Regions from separate parts of the Mus musculus genome. Here region 1 is linked to region 2. Evidence: chromatin loops called from intact Hi-C (ENCODE). Cell type or tissue: left cerebral cortex. All regions are shown on one strand. Links, peaks and the distances in the headings refer to the core of each region. The heading gives the core; the rest is flanking DNA. Region 1 overlaps D5Ertd615e (DNA segment, Chr 5, ERATO Doi 615, expressed). Region 2 holds the start of Ldb2 (LIM domain binding 2).

Region 1 (11,833 bases), core at 2,470-10,469, 330 kb before region 2:
TTGCTGAGAGATTGTAACCTATGACACATTCTGAGGGATATACAAGAAGGGTGCTGAAAGTGAGGGGTATTTCCTACCGTGTGTGTGTATGTGTCTGTGTGTCTCTGTGTGTCTCTGTGTGTGTCTGTGTGTTTGTGTCTCTCTGTCTGATATAAACATTACTTTTCACTTTCAACAGATCTAGGTGTGATGTATAGGACGGCCTGGAGAAGGCTGAATTAGGTTGCAGACTATGTCCTATCAGCTGTGCTCTGTTAATAAAATCCAGGAGCACTGCTTCAGTAGAAGCCATTGCCATGTGAGTAGGAGGAGGAGTCCACAGTGAAAACAACAGAGGACTTATTGCAGATTTAGACCACCTCACAATTCAGAGGCAGTGCGGGTGGAAAGTGACTTATCGCTGGATACAGGGCACATCAGAAGCTTTCTGGAAATCTCAATAATGGCAAGAGAGTCCTTAGAGGGACAGAGGCTGATAAGACAGCTTCCTGGTTGAGAAATGAGATGATGGTATAGATTCAAAAGGAAAGAAGAAAGTACGAAGGCACCAGGATTGCATGACAGGGACCAACGTGAGGAGAGGAGTGGCTTGCAAAGAAGCTAACATCGCAACCAGAGGATTCAGATCTCTAATTGAGAAAGCATAGGCATTATAATATCCAATTAATTATGTAGACATGAAATGTCCAATGCATTCTGAGAGGCTACATATAAAGAGAAATACATAATCATTCTTACAATTGGGTCATAGATTGTTTTCCTTGTTATTAACTTAAAAATTCTTCTCTACTGGAAATATATTTGTTTTGCAAGCAAAAATTGTTCTAATGATTACATTTTTAATATATGTTCTATTCCTGTGTACCTAATTAATCCTAAACTCCTTGGCATATGGGAAACCAGAAAAACCTCCACTTTCATAGAAAAGAATAACTTCAAACACGTTTTTTTGTTTTTTGTTTGTTTTTTGTTTTTGTTTTTGATTACAGTGACATAGTTGCTTGTTCATTCGACAAGGACTTAAAACAGCTAATGTGAAAGTTGACAGCAGATGCTGGGAACATGACCGAAAGGATAGTTTTCAGCAGAAAGCTAAGAAGAAATAACGGCAGAATTTACAACTGTAAAGTCAATGACAAAAAGAAAATAGCCGACTGACTGGGCTCTATGGAAGGATGGGCGTGCCAGAGAAGGCTTCAGAGAGCTTGAAGACAGATGGGTAGCAATTGTCCATTGTGAACAATTCGTGATGGGGTGGAGTGCTAAAAGGTGTCTTTGAGCTCAAGAAGAGTGTGAAGCTAAAACAGTTGGACTGAGAATTTTCTCATTTTGACAAAGAAATCAATCTATAGAGTTAAGAAATGTAGGAAATACCAAGCAGCACAAAATAAAAGACAACTATGCTAAAAAAAAAAAATCGCAATAACATTGATGAAAACAGAGAGGAACAAAATGTGAAAGAAACCAGACAAAAATGGATGCCTTACTTAGAGAAGAATTATCCAAGTGAAACAAGTTCTCATTAACAACTGTGAAGTCCAGGAGTCAGTGACACAGCAGTTTTAAAGTGTGTTTAAAAATTCAGGTGACAGCAGATGCTGGCGTGGATGTGGAGAAAGAGGAACACTCCTCCATTGTTGGTGGGATTGCAGGCTTGTACAACCACTATGGAAATCAGTCTGGCGGTTCCTCAGAAAACTGGATATAGTACTACCGGAGGATCCAGCAATACCTCTCCTGGGCATATATCCAGAAGATGCCCCAACTGGTAAGAAGGACACATGCTCCACTATGTTCATAGCAGCCTTATTTATAATAGCCAGAAGCTGGAAGGAACCCAGATGCCCCTCAACAGAGGAATGGATACAGAAAATGTGGTACATCTACACAATGGAGTACTACTCAGCTATTAAAAAGAATGAATTTATGAAATTCCTAGGCAAATGGATGGACCTGGAGGGCATCATCCTGAGTGAGGTAACACATTCACAAAGGAACTCACACAATATGTACTCACTGATAAGTGGATATTAGCCCAAAACCTAAGATACCCAAGATATAAGATACAATTTCCTAAACACATGAAACTCAAGAAAAATGAAGACTGAAGTGTGAACACTATGCCCCTCCTTAGAAGTGGGAACAAAACACCCTTGGAAGGAGTTACAGAGACAAAGTTTGGAGCTGAGATAAAAGGATGGACCATGTAGACACTAGCATATCCGGGGATCCATCCCATAATCAGCTTCCAAATGCTGACACCATTGCATACACTAGCAAGATTATGCTGAAAGGACCCTGATATAGCTGTCTCTTGTCAGAGTATGCCTGGGCCTAGCAAACATAGAAGTGGATGCTCACAGTAGGCTATTGGATGGATCGCATGGCCCCCAATGAAGGAGCTAGAGAAAGTACCAAAGAAGCTAAAGGGATCTGCAACCCTATAGGTGGAACAACATTATGAACTAACCAGTACCCCGGAGCTCTTGACTCTAGCTGCATATGCATCAAAAGATGGCCTAGTCGGCCATCACTGGAAAGAGAGGCCCATTGGACACGCAAACTTTATATGCCCCAGTACAGGGGAACGCCAGGGCCATAAAAGGGGAGTGGGTGGGTAGGGGAGAGGGGGTGGGTGGCTATGGGGGACTTTTGGTATAGCATTGCAAATGTAAATGAGCGAAATACCTAATAAAAAATGGAAAAAAAAAGTATTTAAAAAAAAAAAAGAAAAAGAAAAAGAAAAAAAAAAGAATAGGAAGAAGTTCTAAATGGAGTACAAATATTCTTCAACATGAAAGATGCCCTGAGCTCCTGGTTATGGGAGAGAATTTACTCCCTGCTCCTGTTAGGAATTGCTAATGAGACGTCTTTAGACAAAAGGAAAGTTATGCTAGAGGGAGAGTTGGAACAGTGAGGGTGAGGGGAGGATAAAGGCTGTGTGATAGCATAGCCTTTCCTCCTGGCCTACTGGGATTATCTGCTGAGTTAAAGCAAGAAGAGAGTAACTCTTTGATAAAACAATGTCAGGAGGTACAATTTGTAATAAACCAGCAGCAGCCTACAATGGAGACCATAGGCCATAGGATGCCCAGACAACATATTGTTCCATGTGTTTCTGTGGGGGTGTTTATTGGATGAGAGAGCTGGTTGAGGAAAGCAGGATGCAGAGTGGGCCTCATTTCATTGGTTGATAGCTTGAATAGAACACAGGTTTGGTCATCTCCAGAGGAAGAGGATCTTGGTACCAGATAATCTTTAGACCAGAACATCTGATCTTTTTCCATGATGTCCTTCAGATGTTGCATAGGATTCTTCTAGTGCTGCAGTAGGCACTTTAGACTAGAACTGAGATACTCTGCAGAGTTGCATTAGTAAGTCTTAATATTAACATTAAGTAACACCTATGTGTCCTCTCTCTCTCTCTCTCTCTCTCTCTCTCTCTCTCTCTCTCTCTCTCTCTCTCTCTCTTTCTCTCTCTCTCTCCTTCTGTGGGGGGGTGTGAGAGTGCATGTGTGTATGTGTTTCTGTCTGTCTGTCTAGACAGTCTGTCTGTCTGTCTACACATCCTGTTGGCTGTGATTTTCTGTAGAATTCTGAGTTGACACTAATATATAGGAGAAGAAGCACAGGATTATTTATGTCAATTGCTACATAAAAAACTATTGACAAAGTTTAATACTCATTTAGGCAAAAACTGTCAGCACTGCCTACAGAAAAGCAACTAGTGACATGATTGGTAGTGGTGAGGATTAAATGCTTTGCCTCTCAAGTGTGGATCAGTTATGAAAGTATACACTAATCAATACTGAGCGTGTTCAGTGTCAGATTTTTAAAGACCTAACCAGTGCAAAAAGGCAAGAAAAATGCATTGCCAAAATAGACCAGGAAGGAAGAAACAAAACTTTTCTTATTTGGATATGACATAATTTTCTACATAGACTACACTATAAAGAATATACAAAAGTGCTCTTAAAATTAATAAGTGAAGTCCACAAGAGTGCTTATACAGAAACAGAAACATAAAGTCAATCTCCTCGCTATGTCCCAACAAAGAAAATTTAAAAAAATTAAAAATAATGCCATTTAAAATCAATGTAAAGAAAATAATATACTTAGAAGACAGAGGCAGGAGAATTAGAGGTTCAAAGCCAGCCTCAGCTACACAGCACAGTAGAGGCTAACCTGAGATAAAGGAGACCCTCTCTCTAAAGAAATAGCTGATGAGTTATGAGAAACCTATTTGTATTTTAAATAATTAAAATTAAAGAACAACCTGAGGGCTAAGGGATAACTATATATTTAATACCATTTGCTATTGTATTTGTTTATATGTAAAATTTTATCTAAAACAAACTAAATTTAAGATTAAAATAACAAATCAGCTCAAAATGACTATGAAACCATACTCAGGAACTTTTGTCCAGCCCCTTCTCTGAATAAAAGCAGGAAAGAAACATACAAAAAAGAATTCCAAAACAAGATGTGGAAGTCAGGAATAGTGATTTCAGGAGTTTTGCAGCACCCCTCCCCAAACGGTATCAAATCTGAGATTAATAATATTATATGGCCTAAAACATGAGCTAATACTATATCACCTAAAAACTAAATTATATATTATATAACTCTATATCTGACCATGGGATAAAGCCATGGGAAGCTGGTCAGAGCACTATACTGAAGGCTACTCAGTGCTTTGAGACTATAGTATTTGCCCCTGGCCTAACCTTCTAACAAGTCATCTCTTATGTGAGAGAGTATGATGCACCTGTGTTTTCATAGCTTGTGCTATAAAGTTTGGGATAGGAGCAAGATCAAACCTGAGATAAGGAGAGTCTTCATAATGCCAAGTAGCCAGAGCATCTGAAATCCAAAGCACTAAATTAAGGCATGGATCTCTCTTATGGGAGCTCTATAATTATAGTACATGATTGCATGCTGGGAATATCTTTCATCCTCTCAAAGGACCGCCTACCTTCTCCATTAGACAAAATTGTTAGTCTTTCAAATCAGTTCCCACTTTTCTACCCTTGAACCTATGATGATAGATTCCAACTCTTGAGTTATCTTGAGTTATCATTGAGCCCTTAGGGAATCTCTCTCTCTCTCTCTCTCTTCTCTCTCTCTCTCTCTCTCTCTCTCTCTCTCTCTCTCTCTCTCTCTCACACACACACACACACACACACACACACACACACACACACACACACACACACACACAATCCCTGGCAAAAAGCAGCCAGCAATCCCCATGTCATAGTCTAGTCTACCTTACAGTTGCTTTGACTTGATTGATTAGTTTATCATAAAACTATCTCAAAGTCTCCCCACGTGTGCTAAATGCAGACAAGTTGTTACATAATGAAACATTTATGACCTTGCGTCTGATTTCAAATAGTCCTGTTCCCTCCTGATTCCCCACCACCATCACATTTTCTGCCATGTTTCCTGTCTGTGCTCTGCTCGCCTGAGCTCCCATGGTGCCATTCATTAAGCTGTACTTTCAACACCCATTGGTTTCTGTAGTCTGCATCTCCAACTTCTCTAAATTCCTCCCACAAACTGATTCCAAAGTTCTGTACTCCATGGTCAGGTAGTCACAGAAACAGCAGAATTCTCAGTACCAATTTTCTGTGTTGGCTCCAGTGCTTCTGGGTCTGAGTGAGGCAGTACATCACAGCAATGAGGCTTGGTAGAAGGGGCTCCTTACTGCCCAACAACCAGGAAATAGAAGTATTTATATGTAGTATTTTCCCCTTTATCAAACTCTTGGTCACCCAGAGAGATAGAGTTTTACAGAAAACATAAGGAAATAAATAAACAAATAGATACATACTGATATTATTTTCCTTTTCAGTGATTAACTTTTGGACTAAATGGCCTTTGCCCTAGTTGCTTCCAATGACTTCAACAAAATGTTTTGTTCACACAATTTTGTTTTGTTTTCAGATACCATTGTGAACTGATAGTTTTGAATATACAGATGTGTTTCAATCCATTGCATTTAATTCTCTTACTCAAGTTCACATTATCCCTTATTTGGCTGGGAAGCACCTCTTTAAGTGCCTCCTACCCTGGGGCTTATCTATTACATTTCTGTCCCAGAGTAGGAGTGGGCTACTGCTTCTGGAATCCTGGATTCCTGTTAGTGGAAATAGTAATTAGATGCCTTAGTGTGCAGTGTTGTTTTACAAAGATGTTTATATATTTAGAATATCCATTCTTTAAGTTTTGGTACGACTTAAAATTCTTCCTGGTTTGTCATTTGGCTCTGAGGTCTCTAATGATTTTGTTCCATACACATTTTTTTTTCTGTGTCGACTTTTAGATTAATTTTACTACTTCTTTAAAACTCAATTTCTGGGTCTAGACAGATGGCGCAGCTACTAAGAATGTGTACTGTAGAGGACCAGAGGTTGGTTCTCACGCTGTATGACTCATACCCACCTACAACTCACATGAGATCTGGGGGCGGGGAGGGTTCTCATGCTCTCATCTGGCCTCCGTACACTCTGCACTCACATTCATATATACAGAGGCTAACAAAGTTAAAAATCACTTTTAAAACTCACTTTCGAGATTTTGGCTGAAGTGGATCAATGATTAAGAAGACATCCTGAGAAGCCTGTGTGACGTAGGCAGACGTGCCACCCAAACTGCCATTCATGCTTAAGGAATGACATTTTTCTTAAATGACAAAGCCATCTGGGAGTTGAGCGGGGTGTTTCTGGAGAAGGTTTTCCTTGAGCCCTATGGGAGTAGGCATCTTTTCTTCTCCCAGGTGCTATTTACCTGAAGGTGACACTGAGAAAATGTCACTGTCATGTTAAAAAAACAAAAGGACTGAGTGGCATGCTGAGGCCAGCCGAACCAGCTAGGTGACCTGGTGCCTTGACGAGACAGTGAAAGTGCCTACCTTTCCAACTTGGGAAGAAACTGTGTCCATTTCTTAGAGGTGTGAGATGGAAAACGCCCTCATCTCACAAACCGCTGCTGTCCCTTGTTGAAAATATGTCAATTGACACATTAACTCCTCACAGGAGAGGTTGAAAATAACATGCAGATGAGCAGAGGAACCAGCTGAACACATACTTAGGCCTAAATAATTGTTATTAATGAAGCTAAAATTAGATGGAAATAATTTTCAAAGCACAAGAAGCATAGTGTTTAAGAAAAAAAAAAAAGAAAAAAAAGAAAAGGAAACTCTGGAAGAGGAGAAATTCCAGGTGTTGTCCAGAAAGCCAGGCAGACTTGACAGTTCAGAGAAAAAGTAAATCTCTACTGAGGACTTGGCCCATTTCGTGGGATCAATAGGGGAAGCACAGATCAGTAGTTCTCAGCCCTGGCTGAGTATCGACAGAACATGCTTCATTAAGTGCCGCCATTTGGCCCACTCTCTACCAACTGTCTGGCTGGTCCTGGTTATTGCACTCTTTCAAGTATACATTACAGTGCATTATTTCAAAACATGGTTCACAAATTTGTAAGTGATCAAAAGACTGATAATAATATTTATATCATTTTCACAGTCAGGATCAAAGATGGTGAGTGAGGCTTGGGGAGATTCTTTATTTGGGGGCAGCATGTATGTGTAGTTCTGAAATATTTAGGGTATATTTATATTAATCCAAGTAACTTTGAAATTTTGTTTAATTGAATGCATCTGGTTGACAAGGAGAGCAGTGGATGCTGATGAGGCCTTGCTCTCTTTGCCCTTCTTGGAAACACAGGAAGGTTTAGCAGGCTATAGAAGATGTCCATCCCACTTCAACTCCAGAGTCCAATTCCTTTCCTTCTAGTCTGCAATTGCCCAAGCCATTCTCTGCCTTTCGAGTGCTGCTGCAAGGACCCTGCAGCAGAATCTCTTTCATGCCAGTGGCTGCTGCTTCTCTGTTACTCAACACAAGCCAGTGGCCTTTTGGAGGGAAGCATCCTTACTTTCTCAAGGTACCTTAAGCCTTTCAGATTTAGTGACATGTCTTCCAAAGTACAATGCTCAGATCCATCCATTTGCCTCACATGAAGCTCAAGTGTTGACCGTTTTCTTTAGCTTTGAGTTTGTTACAAGATGTAGCAGATTTTGCTATATGAACAATCACCCCAAATCTGAGTGATTATGAGCAACCACCATTGGCGATTGCTCATGAGGCAAGGAACTTATTAGTTTGCAGCCTAAGAAGGGCTGATTGTAGCTGGGATCTGATTCGCTGGGATGGTCTTGGTTGACTTGATTCCATCTCTCTCTTTGATCCCTTACCTTCCAGAGGGATGATTTGGGCTTTCTCATGCCATGACCATTGTGTTGAACAAGGGAGAGGACAAGCACACAAGAGTTCTTAGGGCTTAGGCTTAGATCTAGGGTAATGTCACTCTGAGGACAAGCCACAAGGTCAGCCTGGATTCATACTTTGAAAACACAAATCTTTCCTCTTGGTGGGAAAGTCTGCAAAGTGTCATTGGAAAAGTGCATGGATACAGTTACAAATTAATGAATTAATTTGGGCAGGAGATACGACTCTTCCAGAAGCCCCTAGTTCAGTTCCCAGTACCCACATTGGGAAACTCACAACTACTTGTTACTTTGGGTCTGGGGGATCTGGCATCCACTCCTGATGTTTATGGGCACCTTGCACACACGTGACAGACACCACTTACTAGACATCCACACACATACAAATAAAGAAAAATAATTATGTTATATTATTGATTATGTGTGCATGCACGAGTGCATGTGCATATGTGCATACACTTGCATGTGTGCCTGTGTGTGTGTGTGTGTGTGTGTGTGTGTGTGTGTGTAAATCTGTGTGTATATAGATTCGACAGAGTGAATGGAGAGGTCATAGAACAACTTGCAGGAGACAGTTCTCTCGTTCTACTTGTAGGTCCTTGTGATTAATATCAGGTCCTTTATTACCTGAGCCATCATGACAGCCCATGGATACACTTCTTCAACACAAACCTTGTTTCTTTCTGGCATTTGGACAATAGTCACCATATTTGGGCTAACCACACAGGTCAACCAGTATGGGTTGCAGTTTCACAGTTTCAGGGGATTTGTTTCATATTATAATTCAGTTTCACTAGAAAAAAATATCCATTTTCTTTGCTAGGAGGTATTCTTATCCTGGTAGAGAGCTGCTACACACACACACACACACACACACACACACACACACACACACACACAGGTTGACAGGTTGTTCCCAAGGGCAGTTTAGTTTACTACAGAATTCATTTCTAGAACATGGGACTGAAGTCTGCTGTACCTACATTCAGCTACCTGCCCTAACATACTACAGATTTTGAAATACTGATTTTTCTTTAGCTTCAGCTACTTTACATGGTAGTAATAAATTTCGTTCAGCAGCAGAAAAGTTAGCCTATTGACCTTTTAAATAAATATTTATAAGTTCCATTTTCAGGAAAAGTTCTTCTCAATGTCTATTGGTTTGTATTATCTACAGCTCAATGTATTCTGCAGGTAGTTTAACATTAACATTTCCAGCAAATAATCCCCGGGTTTAACTATACATTTCTAGTGGGGCTATGAGATCATTCATGTAAATGAAGAGCCTTGACTCTATGGCAGCCCTTTCTTATTTCAGTGAAAGGAGAAACTTTCATTGGGGCAGGGTTTTCATCTCGCAAAGCTTATTGCATTACGACTGTTGCATTGCTGAAGAGTAGATGAGCATCTATTTCTGTACATTAAGATCCACATTCCATGGATGCTCGCTGCCTCCTGGAAACTAACGATGCCATTAATAGGTTGCTGCAGTGTGCGGCTCACTGTGGAAAGCGAAGGTTAGGCAGCAATCTTTAATTTGCTGGGGAACCAAACACCTTTATGCAGCTATTATTTCTGGGAGCAGCCTTTACATTCCTGACTGATCTATTTTCACAATACGATGAATGCTACAAGTTTACATGACCAGAGGCTAGAAATCACGCGTTTCTTGAAATACCTTTGGCAGGCTGACTGTAAATGTAATTCTTATTGCACTGAACTTGAAGGCTTTTTAATAATTTAAAAAAATTTACTGCATTTATATTGATTAAGAATCATTAATATGCTTATAGCAAAAATTTACTAATTTGAACACATCACGCTGGAATCTATGATTATTTGGTCATATCCTAGGTTGAAGCTCATATTTAGTGATAGCTAAATGATAGGTAAATATGCATCTAAATGGTTTGAACACAATTTCAAGGATAACATACATATCCTAAGCAAAATTACCTGCTTTTAAATGCTTAGCTATCTCTAACTAAGAACACAGCCCTCTGGTGAAGCTAGTATATTTGAATATGCAGTTTATGAAGCATTCTTACCCTCTTAATGAGGAAAGTTTTGATATGCCTGAAAAATTTAAACTGCCAAGAAAATACATATATAATTTTGAGCCATGCTGAATAATAGTTTACACGTGAGGATTAAGTTGGAGAAGAAGAGGAAGGAGGAGAGGAGGAAGAAGAAGAAGAAGAAGAAGAAGAAGAAGAAGAAGAAGAAGAAGAAGAAGAAGAAGAAGGAGAAGGAGAAGGAGAAGGAGAAGGAGAAGGAGAAGGAGAAGGAGAAGGAGAAGGAGAAGGAGAAGGAGAAGGAGAAGGAGAAGGAGAAGGAGAAGGAGAAGGAGAAGGAGAAGGAGAAGGAGAAGGAGAAGGAGAGAAGGAGGAGGAGGAGGAGGAGGAGGAGGAGGAGGAGGAGGAGAAGGAGAAGGAGAAGGAGAAGGAGAAGGAGAAGAAGAAGAAGAAGAAGAAGAAGAAGAAGAAGAAGAAGAAGAAGAAGAAGAAGAAGAAGAAGAAGAAGAAGAAGAAAAGGGGGAAGAGGAAGAAGAGGAGGAGGAAGAGGAAGAAGATGAAAGAAGAAATTTACAGTTACATTTAAGTGAATTTGTTTTGTTTAAAATAGCATAAGATCAATGAGAAAATTGATGTTGGTTTTTGGCTACTAAGCCATTAGTATGAGGGTTAGGAGAAGTAGCAGTAGACTATGGTATTATGTCCTTGATACTTTTACAAGTGGAGACCTTGTAGAGCTTACTTAAGTATGGTCCTATGACACTTTGCTTTGTGGACAAGTAGTATTCGGCATTAGGATTGGCTCATTTCAGGCAGGTCTGTATGTACCACAGCCTGAAGTTGACCTGACACTGTTCTTGAGTGGGGGCTGCTACAGATGCACCTTACATAGTCAACATGCTCCATTGCCCATCTCCTGGGCAAGCTGGTCTTTAGCAACTAAGTTCCAAGTGAATTGAATGAAACTAAGGATATGTTTGAACTTTGCAAGCCTCACATTTTTCATGTAGAAAGGAGAGGCTTAGACCTAGTCACTGCTTCCAAAATGTCATCCTTCTAGGGACCATCTGCACAGTTTTGTTATGGCCATCACCTATCAGTACCTTTACCTTACATTCTCTACAATTCCATAGACTATGGCCTAAAAAGGGAAATTAAAATTTTTCTGTTGAACAATAAGCTAGCATCATGTGTCATAGAGGAAGCCATAAAAAATAATAAAATAACACAATGCTGATCAGCCTGGCGTCTGCTGCATATCATCCAATTTAGGTCTTCTCCGTATCCATTAAAGAGGCAGTGGGCAAAGGCTACAGGGTCAGAAATATCAGCAGATCAGGAAGATTTTCACCTTGACACATGAAAGGATTAAAGAGTACTGAGATAAAAAGAAAATGTTCAAGTCATTTACTATCCACAGTCATATATAGTCGTGCGTCTCTGAAACATGCAAACCTTCTTCACCAGTAGCTGGAGTGTTGCACTTTGAGAAACACTAACAGGGTGGGCCCCTGAACACTGAGAGCCC
Region 2 (11,758 bases), core at 3,759-11,758:
GCTTGAGAAGTTGTCTATATCAAGTTGACCTCTGGTATGTCTGAGGGAAGGATTGTCTTAACTGTCCTAATTACTATGGGAACACCCACTCTAAATGTGAGTAACATCCTCTGGTAGCTGGAAGAAGAGAAGCTCCCCATTCCTGTGTCATCTTGTCCTTTACTCTTGCTGAACCATTTATCTACTCACTCCATTGTTGTTGCTTTTGATTCCTTGGCTGATAGAAGAATCAGCTTATTTCACCTTCCAGCGTGGGCTGAAGACTAGCAGCTCTCTAGGAATACTCTAGGCTTGTAGCTCCAGACTGGCAGTGCTGAGGCATGCAGCCTTACAGAAGGCACAACTACCAAGTTCTCCATCTGTTTGGTATGGGGTAGCCATTGTTGGACTACCTGTACCACACCGTGGAAGCTGACTTAGCAAGCCTCCCTTTAGCACTTACTACTTCTGTGGGAGAATACTGATGGACACGGGCTATTCAGCGTGTAAGTAACAATGAGCAGATCTTCTTAAATGGCACGGATGTTACTCTACATTGGCTTCATTTCTTTTTAAAATAACAAACATTGTTTTTTGTAATATACATTTTGAGAGTTTTATGCCTGAGTACTATATTTCCACAGCTGCCCCTCCACTTCCACTCCTTTAGCTCCTTCTTTCATTCATGATCAGTTAGAGATACACCTTTTTACTGTTTCTTCCTCTTTCCAGTTTCTTGTCATATTTGATGTCAGGTATGTTCATTTGCATGGCATCTCTTCATCTTGCTGTGATATTTCTGTCCTTCCGCTTTGTCCCTCTGAAAGATCCTTAAGAAGGAGGTATCTCCATTCTGAATCCGTCCTTGGCTTATGTGGTTGAATGGATTCCTAGTCGTTCTCATTTGTAAATCTGGAGACGCCTTTCAAGCTTTCTGTCCCACCTCTACAGCCATCCATTAACCATCCCAGCCTCTTCTCTGAACTCCGTGTTATCAATTTACCTTCATTTTTGAGATCGGTTTATTCCTGTAGTCTCTTATAAAGTATTAATGATTATGACCATACAGTGACTGCCAGACACTATTGTGATCAACTTATGTTCATTAGCTTTTGCCATCTTTATAAGAAAGATAGGATTGCTATTGGTACCCACTTTACAAACAAAAACACTGAAGCAAAGAGAAATTAGGTTTCATGGCCACATGACAGAATGTAGATGTCACAATTCAAGGCCGTCTGGTAAAGCTCAGATGTTTGTCCTTGAGAACTGAATTTCTGCTTGCTTTTCCACGGTAAAGACTTCAGAGTTGAAGAATAATATTTCCACCATCCCCTGGTCCATATGCTGGCTATATGTTTAGTAACTTAAAAGCAGAGATTATAAGTCTTTCTCTTCCAGCACATCATGGCTGCACCTTGCACTTGCCCACTAGCCAAATGTGTGTTTAACGAAAGGCAGGCTGATAAGATAAGGCTTGGGTACTGGAGGAAGGACAGAGAGGGAGCCCTGAGTAGTGGTTGGGAAAAGTAGCTTTCTGAAGTAAATGAATCTGAGTAGAAGAAACTGGCAAGGATGCCAATGAACTGAGAAAGGGGACCAGCCAAGGTCAAAGATAAGACCTTGACTGGCAAAAAGCCTTGAGAAGTGGAAGAGAGGGGAGATCCAGCTGACTTAAAGTCAGGGTGGGGCCAATAGCTGCCAGATGCTGGTTTTCCAAGGGAAGATAAAGATGAGAACTGGGATTGGTGAAATCCTTTCTGTTTGAAGTCACAAGGAGGTATTTTAGTGGAAGATGAAGCAAGCATTCTGTGCAACAAGTGTACAGAAATTTGTTTTAACTTAGGTTCTGAGCTGAAGCAGCAGGGTGGTTGCTTAGGGTACCTAGAGTATCTGGGGGAGAATGTTTAGAACGTTGTCAATGTTCAAAATGCAAAATAATAAGTAAATAAGCATGGCTCAGTTGTCGGGGCCATAGAAGTGTCCCCAGGCTTTCTCCTTGCTCATGCTTTGACAGTATACCGACCCACCATGTTGAATTTTCCTATTTGTATCGAAGGGCTGATGAGCACTTGATTTCCTTTCCTTGTGGGCCAGAGGGGGAAGACTGAAAGCTGATCTCTGGAGCAGCAGGGAAAGAAGGCAGGACAGATGCAAGCAGAAAGCTGATGCTGCAAAGTGGGCATTCAGCAGGGGATGGAGACTGTTGACAATGAGGCTGCTGGGAAAGGCTAGACCAGGCTTCTAGAGAAAAATCTAGAATGAGAAGGGGGGACTGCAGAGTATGAGAATGTACAAGATGAAAAATAAAATTCAGGCCAAGAGCCTCCTTGCCGCTCTACGTCTGTCCCCATTTCAATAGTCCATACTCCTTAAGTACCTCAATGGCCACTGGGTGCTCTCAGACTGAGGAGATGCTGAAGATCAGCTTGACAAAGGGTATGCGAACCTTGTCTCTAATACTTCCTCACTGCATGTCCTTGTAGAGTCTCCTGCAGCCTCAATTTCTATATCTGTAATATGGGGATAGTAATTAAATCAGCCCCGTAGATCTATTGTGAAAATAACTGACAATACTTGTACTCTGAGTTCAGTCTTCAACAGAGAATCTGGCTGTAGTAAGCCCTAACCACAGGCAGCAAGTACTACTTTCCATGTGGAAGTTCTCAAAGGAAAGTACATAGAAAGTGCACAGCTGACCCAAAGGGGGAATTATTCTTTTATCTCTCATTTTAACTTTTCCCCATCACAGCATGCACTACAACTTGAATGATGTTTCCAGCGTTGACCAGCTCTTCTCTGAGGTGTCTTCCTTACAGTCACTAAATAGAGTAGCCTTTCTATTGTGTCAGCTTTGACCTGCCTGTCCTCTAAAACTCCTAAGCTAAAAACAGGTACCCAGTAACCATATATCCCAATAACCATAACTTCGCTTGGGAACATAGGTGAGAGGGTCCTTATAAACTCCACACTATCATTGTCCCCACAGCAGGAGTGATATGTGAGGTAGGTCTTGGAGACATCTCTACCCAGTGTGGAAGACAGCTAAATTAAGTAATGATGAATTTAAAAAGGTTAGTTTATGGGGCAGTGAGTTGGCAAAGGTACTGGCCTCAGAAACCTTGAGCTACAGTCTTTTGCTCTCTAGATTCCATGTAAATGTGGAAGGAGAGAATCAACTCCACAAAGTTGTCCTCAGATTTCCATATGCACCTCCTTCCAACATATAGGAACAGTAAATAAAACTTAAATGGTTAATGCAAAAGACAATAATTTAGCTGAGTAGAATGATGAATGGGTATTCATAGGTAAAGAAGGGACAAAAACATTAATGTGTGACACATGAAGGAAAGATTATTTCCTTGCAAAGGAAAGATAAAAGATTGCAAATAGATGAATGACGAATGAATGAATGAATGAATGAATGAATGATCAAGAAACCAAGATCTTCTTAAGCCTCAAGTGCCCTTGTAGCATTAATGTAGAGAACTCAGACATTTTTCTATGGGTAATGTGTTTTTTTGCTAAAAGCAAAAGCATAGAATATGGTCAGTTTCTGTTTTCTATGCTGAACATTCTGATTGGAGAAAGGATAATTGCAAGCAATAAGATGACTGTAAATCTGTGAGCAGAAAGCCAGTTTGGAGCCTCTTGAAAGTACAAAGATGCAATTTCATGGAAGAGGAGCAAGCCTTGAAAAGTTGCATGCGAAAGTTTTAGGGACAAACAGCAAATATTTGCAGAAGTAACTTGGAGTGCTTTGCAAGAACAACCCAGGGTAAAGCTTGCCTAAATCGGAGCACAGCTCTCCCTTTGTGGGGTTTGACCATTCCTGGGCTGCACACAGCTGCCTGGGCACTCCTTTGACTCTAGCACTGCCATGAAGAGGTAAATACAAACTCAGGCAGGCATTGAGCTCAGAAATGTCTTTACTTGGGGAGTTTGTGCACAAGGAATTGTTGGCTTTTGCAATGGCCGCCATACTGAAACATAAATCACAAGGAATTTGTTTGAAATCTCGTCTTTAGGAGGTTGTGTGTTTTGACAAACCTTGCAGCAAATTTGGCCCAGCTTTTAGATTTGTAATGAAACCTGAAACCCAGCATGCTGGCCTGCCTTAGGGTCCCCAGACACATGTTCTCAGCAGCCTAGAAGTAATAGCTCCTCTAATCCCATCCTGGCAAGTGACATGACTGTGTTAGGCTGCACCGCTGGAAGTTTGGGGTGGATGTTTCTTGCAGGTGGGAGACAAGAGTGATCAAGACAGCAATTTGGGGACAATTTTACTCCTGAATGTAAACCACAGATCTAACAGCACCTATTATTCCTCTGTTGGCTAGTGACTCTAAAATACCCCAAGCCATGACTGGGGCAGAAAGTTAATTAATCTGCTTATTAAAAAGAAGAAATGTCTCATTTGCATGCATTTGCATCCAGGTCTTACATTCCATCTTGTTTTTCTGTGGTCCCTTCCCCCTTCCCCCTTAAAGCCGCTGACTTAGCTAGGTGTGAACTCCTGCACTGAATTTTCTGGGGCTTGGCTTTGTTTAAGTGTCCTGTATATGAGTAAGTGTGGGGCCAATTGGATCTTTCCTAGATTCCCTAATTCTTTGTGGCAACTCTGCCCCCCTCCCCAGGGCTATTTGGGGTTTCTTCTAGTTGTCATGCACCACAATTAAGATTTATAGACTTGGCCACTCTGGGAAGGAAGCAAAGACCTTGTCCCCATCAGAGTTGGGCTTGTTACTTGGGGGGGCAATAAATTCAATTATCTGCAATTTCTTACTCAACTGAATTTTCCATGGACATTTCTATGGGATGCTTTTTCCTTTGCGTTTCATATCTTCCTGAGCAGTCTGCTTTTTGGATCCTTTTCTTGTCTTAGAAATACCTCTTAGAAATAAAAGCCCATTGCCTCTTGGATGGATTTTTAGATGGTTCCACATTCAGGTCTGGGTGATACTGTTTTTACCTGAGACTGTACAGGTAATCTAAATGTAGGCCCCCTAAAACCATCGTCAAAAGCAGGACAACCCCCTTTTGGGAGGTTAGGAAGGGGGCTGGGAATAGGAGTAGTTTGGAAGTCAGGGGGGAGGGGAATGCTAAGATACAGCTCAGCTTCCTATCCGAAGTACAGCAGGTACAGCCAAAACTCTGTTGGGAGATGAGAGCCCGGAGGAATCTTCCAGAGGGAGTGAATCACCAACCCCAAATCAGAGGGACCAGAGTGCCAGTGTTGTTGTGTTTGGGAGTCATCCCATTTCTGATACATTACAACAGTGTGGCTGTCAGGGGCGAGAGGCTTAGGCAGTGGGTGAACCCACCTCTCTGCTAACAAGCTTAGCAATGGGGGGGGGGGGGGGACTAAAACTCAGCCTTAGACTTCTTGTCAGACTAGGAGGAGAATTATATTTTTGAACTAGTCTACAGTGTGGACAGGAAATGACCCCTTCACCAACTGCTTCTTTAAAAACAAGCAGTTGGAGCCTCTAGCTATCCAGCTCTCTCTCTCTCTCTCTCTCTCTCTCTCTCTCTCTCTCTCTCTCTCTCTCTCTCTCTCTCAACTCACTCTCCCCCTTCTCCCTCCCTCCTTCTTCCCTCCCTTCCTCCCTCCCAACCTCCAACCTCCGCTCTCTCCCTCTCAGAGCTCCAGTGCTCCCTCCCCTCCCGCGCTCCCTCCCTCCCTCTCCCTCCTCGTTCCCTCTCCTCTCTCGCTATAGAGGGCTCCCACAGCACTTCCCAGCCAGTGTGCTCAGCCTGCCTGCCTGCCTGCCTCTGTGTGTGTCTGTGTGTGTGTGAGCGTGTGTGCGTGCGTCTACTTTGTACTGTGAAGAACACAGCCCATGTGCTCTGCATGGACGTTCCTGATACTCTATTAAGCTTGATTTTCGACAAGCAGGCAAGATGTCCAGCACACCACATGACCCCTTCTATTCTTCTCCTTTCGGCCCATTTTATAGGAGACATACACCATACATGGTACAGCCAGAGTACCGAATCTATGAGATGAACAAGAGACTGCAGTCTCGTACAGAGGTAAGTTCTTCAACCTTGGCGTGTGTTTGTGGATTTTTTAAAAAAAAACTGTGCATGGGCTTTTCCTGGGGTTCTTAGCTGAATTCTGTGGGAAGTGTCCCACCAGCTACTATCACGTAGGTGGATATAAGCACAGCTGGGTGAACCCTCGAGTTTGAATGCTGGGTTTCCAGCGACAGTAACTCTTGGAGCTGGGGACAGTTTCTGCCGGAATCTTAGTATCTGGAAAGAGACAAGCCACTTGGTTCACATGCCGAGTCTCTAGAAATTCAGGTTTCCCAGAACTCTGATGTTTACAGGCTTAGAGATGGTCGTGTTTGTTGAGATATAGACTGCAAGAGATTTTGTGGATGTTTGCGTCTGTGTTGTGTGTGTAATATCATGTATACATATATTCATATATTTACAAGTTCCAGAGGAAGTCTGGTTTGACCTGAACTTACTTTTTCAAAGTGACTAAAATTGAGGTAAAAGGGACAAGAGAGCAGCCTTGTGTACTTTTCAGAACTCCCTGGAGGTGGGCTCAGGGAAGACACACACGTTTGCCTGTGTTAAATTCAGAGACAGGTTGACTGAGGAAGTGGGGTCCTCTTGTCTCTCTGGTGGTTGTGCCTCCCAAGGCTCTACCTTGGGACAGGAGTTAGCTCCCCATTCAAGCCAGAAGCAGTTGAGTGCATTTGGGATCTCCAGAGAGAGGGAGGCTGAGCCTCTCAGGCAGTGAGCCAGTCCAGGGACTTCTTCAGAACTTTCTAAATGCAAAACTCCAGACTCCTCTTTCACAATTTAAATATTTAATTTTTCTCTGGGCTGCCCGAGTGGCAAAGCACTCTGCTGCCGGGTGCTCATCTGCCTGTAAGGTGGGACTTGGTGTTGAAGTGTTTATTGTAGGTGTGTCTAAGTCTCTTGAAGAAATAGAAGTCTCTGGGAATTGAGTTTTCGCTGCATAGTACAAATGCTCATAGGAGTCATGCCACAGGGGTGTTGGGGGAATAGCGTTGGTAGGTAGTTAGATTGAAGATTGGCTTTTAACTCTGAGAAAGGATTTGATTAAGTTTGCATGATAAAATAAAACACACTTGCTTTGAATTGTCTGCTGAGCCATAGAGAATTCCTGATGTTTAATGTATTGAATAGGGCTAACAAGATGATGTGACCTGTTTTCTGATTGGCTAACTGCTGGACAAGATCTTGTGGGGTTTTGTTTTTGTTTTTGTGTGTTAGTGTGTGTGTTTTAAAGCCTGGCTCTCTTTATCACTGCTATTTTCTTTATATGTTAATGCACCATGGATGTTAAATATAATTGCTGGCACGTCGCCTCTTTCTAGAAGCCAGAAGCTCCTGTAGAGTGTAAACTCTGGTGTTTAGAGTGCTGAGTTCTTGGCAGTAAATAGGATTGTGTGTGTGTGTGTGTGTGTGTTTGTGTGTGTGCATATGCCTGTGGTGTGTGTTGCTTTATATGTGTGTTCTAGCTTGTATCTTCTATTACAATCTTTGTAAGAGTGTGTTGGAATGAATCTTCAGTCCCTGTCTAAGCTATCAGTGGCAGAGGCTGCTTTCAGAACTGGGAAGACTGGGAAGGTTTTAGAGTTGAGGCACCCAGTAATAGTAATAAAATGTTGAACAGAAAAAGGAACCGTCAGAAGGAATCAATAAAATGTTAAAAATTATACAATTAAAAAATCTCTTTGCTAAGTATAATTATTTCTCAATAATAATAATAATAATAATAATAATAATAATAATAATAATAATAGAGACCATAGACTGCAATAGATTAATTCTTGAACACAGGATTGAAAGACAACTTGTATCCTGCTTGCTTGGTAGAAAGTTGTTGAGGTTTTGTGGATGGTGTCTTCCCATCCTCCTGCTGGTTGAAGCAGGGTAGCTATTCTTGGGTTCTGGGTGCCTCTCAACCCTTCCACAACCCTGGGCAGCTAGCTTTGAGCTGGGAGACTTCCCATCCATCCTGGTCTCCATACAAATCCCTAAGATGGAATAGATTACCCACTGGTTCGTGTTTGAGATGTTTGGAAAGTGACCCATTAGGAGTATGCTTTTCCAAAATGACACATTAATCTTTCTTGAGAGCTAAACCCAAGAACTTCTAACTTTTAGAAGATTGCAGGCTAGCTCTGACTGCAGGATTTCACTCTGACCATAGCTGAAGAACCAGGAGAGGCAAGCTTGCTTTGACAAATCTTTGAGTTTTTAATTCGTCCTGACATCAAAGTACTGTGAGCTATTTTTCAGTGTGTTCTGGAACAACCTCCACACATGTACCCTCTTATTAAGTCTTTCAAAAGTAATTATATACATAATTATATCGACACCTTTGTCTCAACACAAGAAATATATTTTCATAACATGTGAAAAAAGGACAGTAATCATTAATTGCTCCTACTGTATGTATAGATTCACATTAAATATTTAAATTTGATAGTAATGTGTACTTAGAGGAGAAACAATAACTTTGCACAAAAAAGTTACAGGTAGCTTTACAAGTGGTGCCTTTAAAAAAATAATAATGCAACCTGAGTAGAAGCTGGTTACAGTCACCATATACTGCAAAACTGACATCTGTTCACATATAACATTGAATAGATTGTCGAGCCATCACCTTTACTACTTAGTCAATCCCTACAATCATAAGCATTCTCTCACAGTGTCTTTTTCTTCTCCCTCTTCTGTGCACCATATACTATTATTTTATCACCTCCTGATTCTCTCTCTCTCTCTCTCTCTCTCTCTCTCTCTCTGTCTGTCTGTCTGTCTGTCTTAACTTTGCATTCTCTTTGGAACACTTACTCAGCTAAGAAGAAATTAGAAGTAATTCTAAAGACCTCTCTCTTTAAAAAACAAAAGGTAATAAACTAGTGCAGAGCTATGACGTCCCTCACTGCCCTTGTATGATTGACCCCTAGGATATTCACACATGGTCATTTCTTTCGGTTAAATCAGTGTCCTTTAGATACTGGGTTGTGTCGGCTTAAGGAGCACTGGGTTGGGAGTTAATGCTATTCCTAGCTGGGTCCTGTCACTAAGTAGTGAGTGTGGAGTCTGGATCTCCTCACCTGCCAATCACCCACCATATCCCTTGAATTTGAAAACTCAACATGGTTTGCCTTAATATGAGAAAGTATTCCATGGGTTGTATTTAGTTCAAACTTACACATGGTAGTGAAAGAATCAGCCATTTCTGTCGAAAACTGGAAAACCTGCGTCCTGGCGTGCTTGGCCCAGCTGGCGCCAGGATAGCAAACCATTCCTGGACTAAGTAGATTTTCAATTAACATTTAAACCTAGGTTTCCTGGAGTGGAAAGGGGGTGGCAGAGGTAGAGAGGACTCCAGAACCCCTTGCTATTGAAATCCCAATAGCAGCTCTGCATCTGTGAGGGGGCCTGGTACCCCCCATGGAGCTAAAGTTGCTATGGGGCTTCTGCCTCTGAAAACTCTCACCTCACTGCGCCCACATTTATTTTATTATCATGAGGCCTATCAGCTCTCTGATCTTTGTGGGAAAACAAGAGTTTAAGAGCTAGTGACCTAACCTCGTTGGAAAGGAATATGAGCCCACTTAAAAGTAAAAAACTAATATTCAAATCTATTTTAAACGTGGATGACCGTTCTAGGAAGTAAAATCTCTTCACAACATTAACACCTTAGTAGATTTCGGTAAATGTGTGAAATCCCCACCCCCACCCCACCCCCACCCCACCCCCACCCTACACCCACCAGCTCTCACTTTAAAATAAAACTAAGAGAAACTTTGAGATGTGTCACAGTTGGGCAGTAGAGAAAAATGTTACATTTTCCATTTAGCATGCTACCATAAATTGACACCCCCCCCCCATGTCTTCCAAAATCCATTTATTTGAATGGTTACACTGTGCAAATTTCTTTTGAGAGAACACGGCTACACAGTTTCAACTCTGCAGTTATATAGTTTAATTTAACATGGCACAAAGATTCCAATCAGATTGGACATAAAAATATCTTCTAAAGACTTCAGGATTTGGTCTGTAAAAAGCCACAACAAAACAAAACCAGCCGATTTTTGTTTGTTTGTTTGTTTGTTTGTTTTTAAAAATCCTGAGGTGTGCACTGTGAAAGAAAAATATGTGTGCTGTCTGAGTGTCCTGATGAATATGAATTTGAGAGTGACTAATGTTGGATTATTGTAGAACTTAAGCCAGTTCATCAAACTGACTTACACAATTCTTTGTTAGATAAACTGTAGATAAGTTCTCAGGGTCATATTTTTTAAAGCCAATGACCAAGAATGCTTCCATTTCAAAGAAGATGTTTTGAACTAACCCCCCCTTTGTTACTGCACTAATTTTAATAAAATTACATAAAACAGCAGTAACCTGCCGTGTCCTTACGTTTTGAATTTTTCTTCTTTTATCAACAGTATGTGAATGAGAAAACTGTGACTACTATAGAAAGCAGTTCACAGGAGGGTTTTAGTCTAATTATAGTCTTCAGTTTTATACCATAAAATAGGAAGGTTTCAAAATGTTTGAAGACCTTAAAATTCAAATCGACTTTTTTTCCCCTTCCTCAGCTTAACTCTAAACCGCCCTAGGGATGGGCGAGAGAGGGTGTGTGTGCCTTGCCCTCTTTTTCTCTGTCTGCCCGGGTTCCAGCTTGGAGCATAGTGTTTATTCACGGAGAAGCTCGGAACCCTTCATGGTTCCCATGGACCACAGACCCGAGTCGGTTAGCTACTTTGGATATGTAGAAAAGAAGGAAACGTTTTGTAATACTTAGGTGTTCTCTCCCCCTAGGAATTCAGAAGGAAAACTTGCCAGTACCCTGAGCTACATTATATGAAAGAGTTTTCAATGTTCAGTTAAAAAGTGGACTCTCTATGGCTTTCTGAAGGGGGTTGGGGAAGAGTGAGGAAGGGGCAGGTATTAGCAAGAGCAGCTATTTTGAAAATGTTAAATAAAACCAACAGTGAAGCTTTTAAAATGGGAACTTCCAAACTCCTTGTTTTTCAAGCTGCCTTCATGGCTTCAGAAAACAAAGTACAGGGCTTGGGAACACAGTTCTCTTCTCCTGAGGTTCCCCCACCCCACCCCATTTTCTTACTATGGGAACTGTTTTTAATTAAAAATTGCTGCAAACTAACTACTCGTAGGAAGCCAAGAAGAAGAAGAAAAAGAAAAAGAAGAAGAAAAATATCTTTCAACTCCCAAGCATCACAGATTCTTATCAGGTGAAATCAACACACGTGACGAAGTAGGATTTAAGTATGATGCAGATTTTTGAGCATTTAATGTTTTGTTTGTGTTTCCGAAAGAAATCGATTTAAATTGTGTGGAGAGTGCTGCCCTGAGTCTCCTCTCATTGCAACCATTAACTTATTTTTTTTTTTTTCACAAGGAGAGCCGAGCACCTCTTTAGGGGAGTAAGCAAACAAAATATAAAACAAACAGCTGTAAACATCCCCTTTGTAAGTGGTGAAGGGGCTGCACTCACAAACTTTTAAATGTAAATTGAGCTGGTAGGCTTCAAAATACTAAGTGATCAAAGTACCATCTTTTCAAAATATCAAAATGCACAGTGTTTAGGAAATGTTTAACTGCTCTCCAAGCTATGTCTCCCTACTATATTGTGGCTATGACACAGGTTTTTTACTTGTTTGTTTTGTTTTGTATTGTTTCATTTATTTGAGTCTACAGTTATTATTTTTTTGATGTAGATTCTGCCAGCATCCATCAAAACACAAGCAAG

Evidence for each region. Peaks named below come from ENCODE experiments on the same cell type or tissue, not always from the same donor. Only the 100,000 strongest peaks of a DNase experiment are listed, where the experiment ranks them.
Region 1: it touches region 2 in a loop (4-fold over the local background); 1 of 42 quality-filtered maps calls a loop at or near these places.

The regions. Positions count from the first base shown.
Region 1 is chr5:45,122,818-45,134,650 of GRCm38, reverse strand. All of the region lies in intron 5 of D5Ertd615e (DNA segment, Chr 5, ERATO Doi 615, expressed), which reads left to right. Among named protein-coding and RNA genes, the nearest start is that of Gm46912, 34 kb to the left of the region's middle. In left cerebral cortex, for the core only: no CTCF peak of the experiment used is centred there; DNase peaks (open chromatin) are centred at 5,582 and 6,445.
Region 2 is chr5:44,793,619-44,805,376 of GRCm38, reverse strand. Ldb2 (LIM domain binding 2) reads left to right here and starts at 5,631. Exons shown (of 8, transcript NM_010698.4): 1 at 5,631-6,015. The coding sequence starts at 5,884. In left cerebral cortex, for the core only: a CTCF peak has its summit at 7,880; DNase peaks (open chromatin) are centred at 6,141, 6,627, 6,936, 7,254 and 2 more places; H3K4me3 peaks cover 3,717 bases; H3K27ac peaks cover 2,061 bases.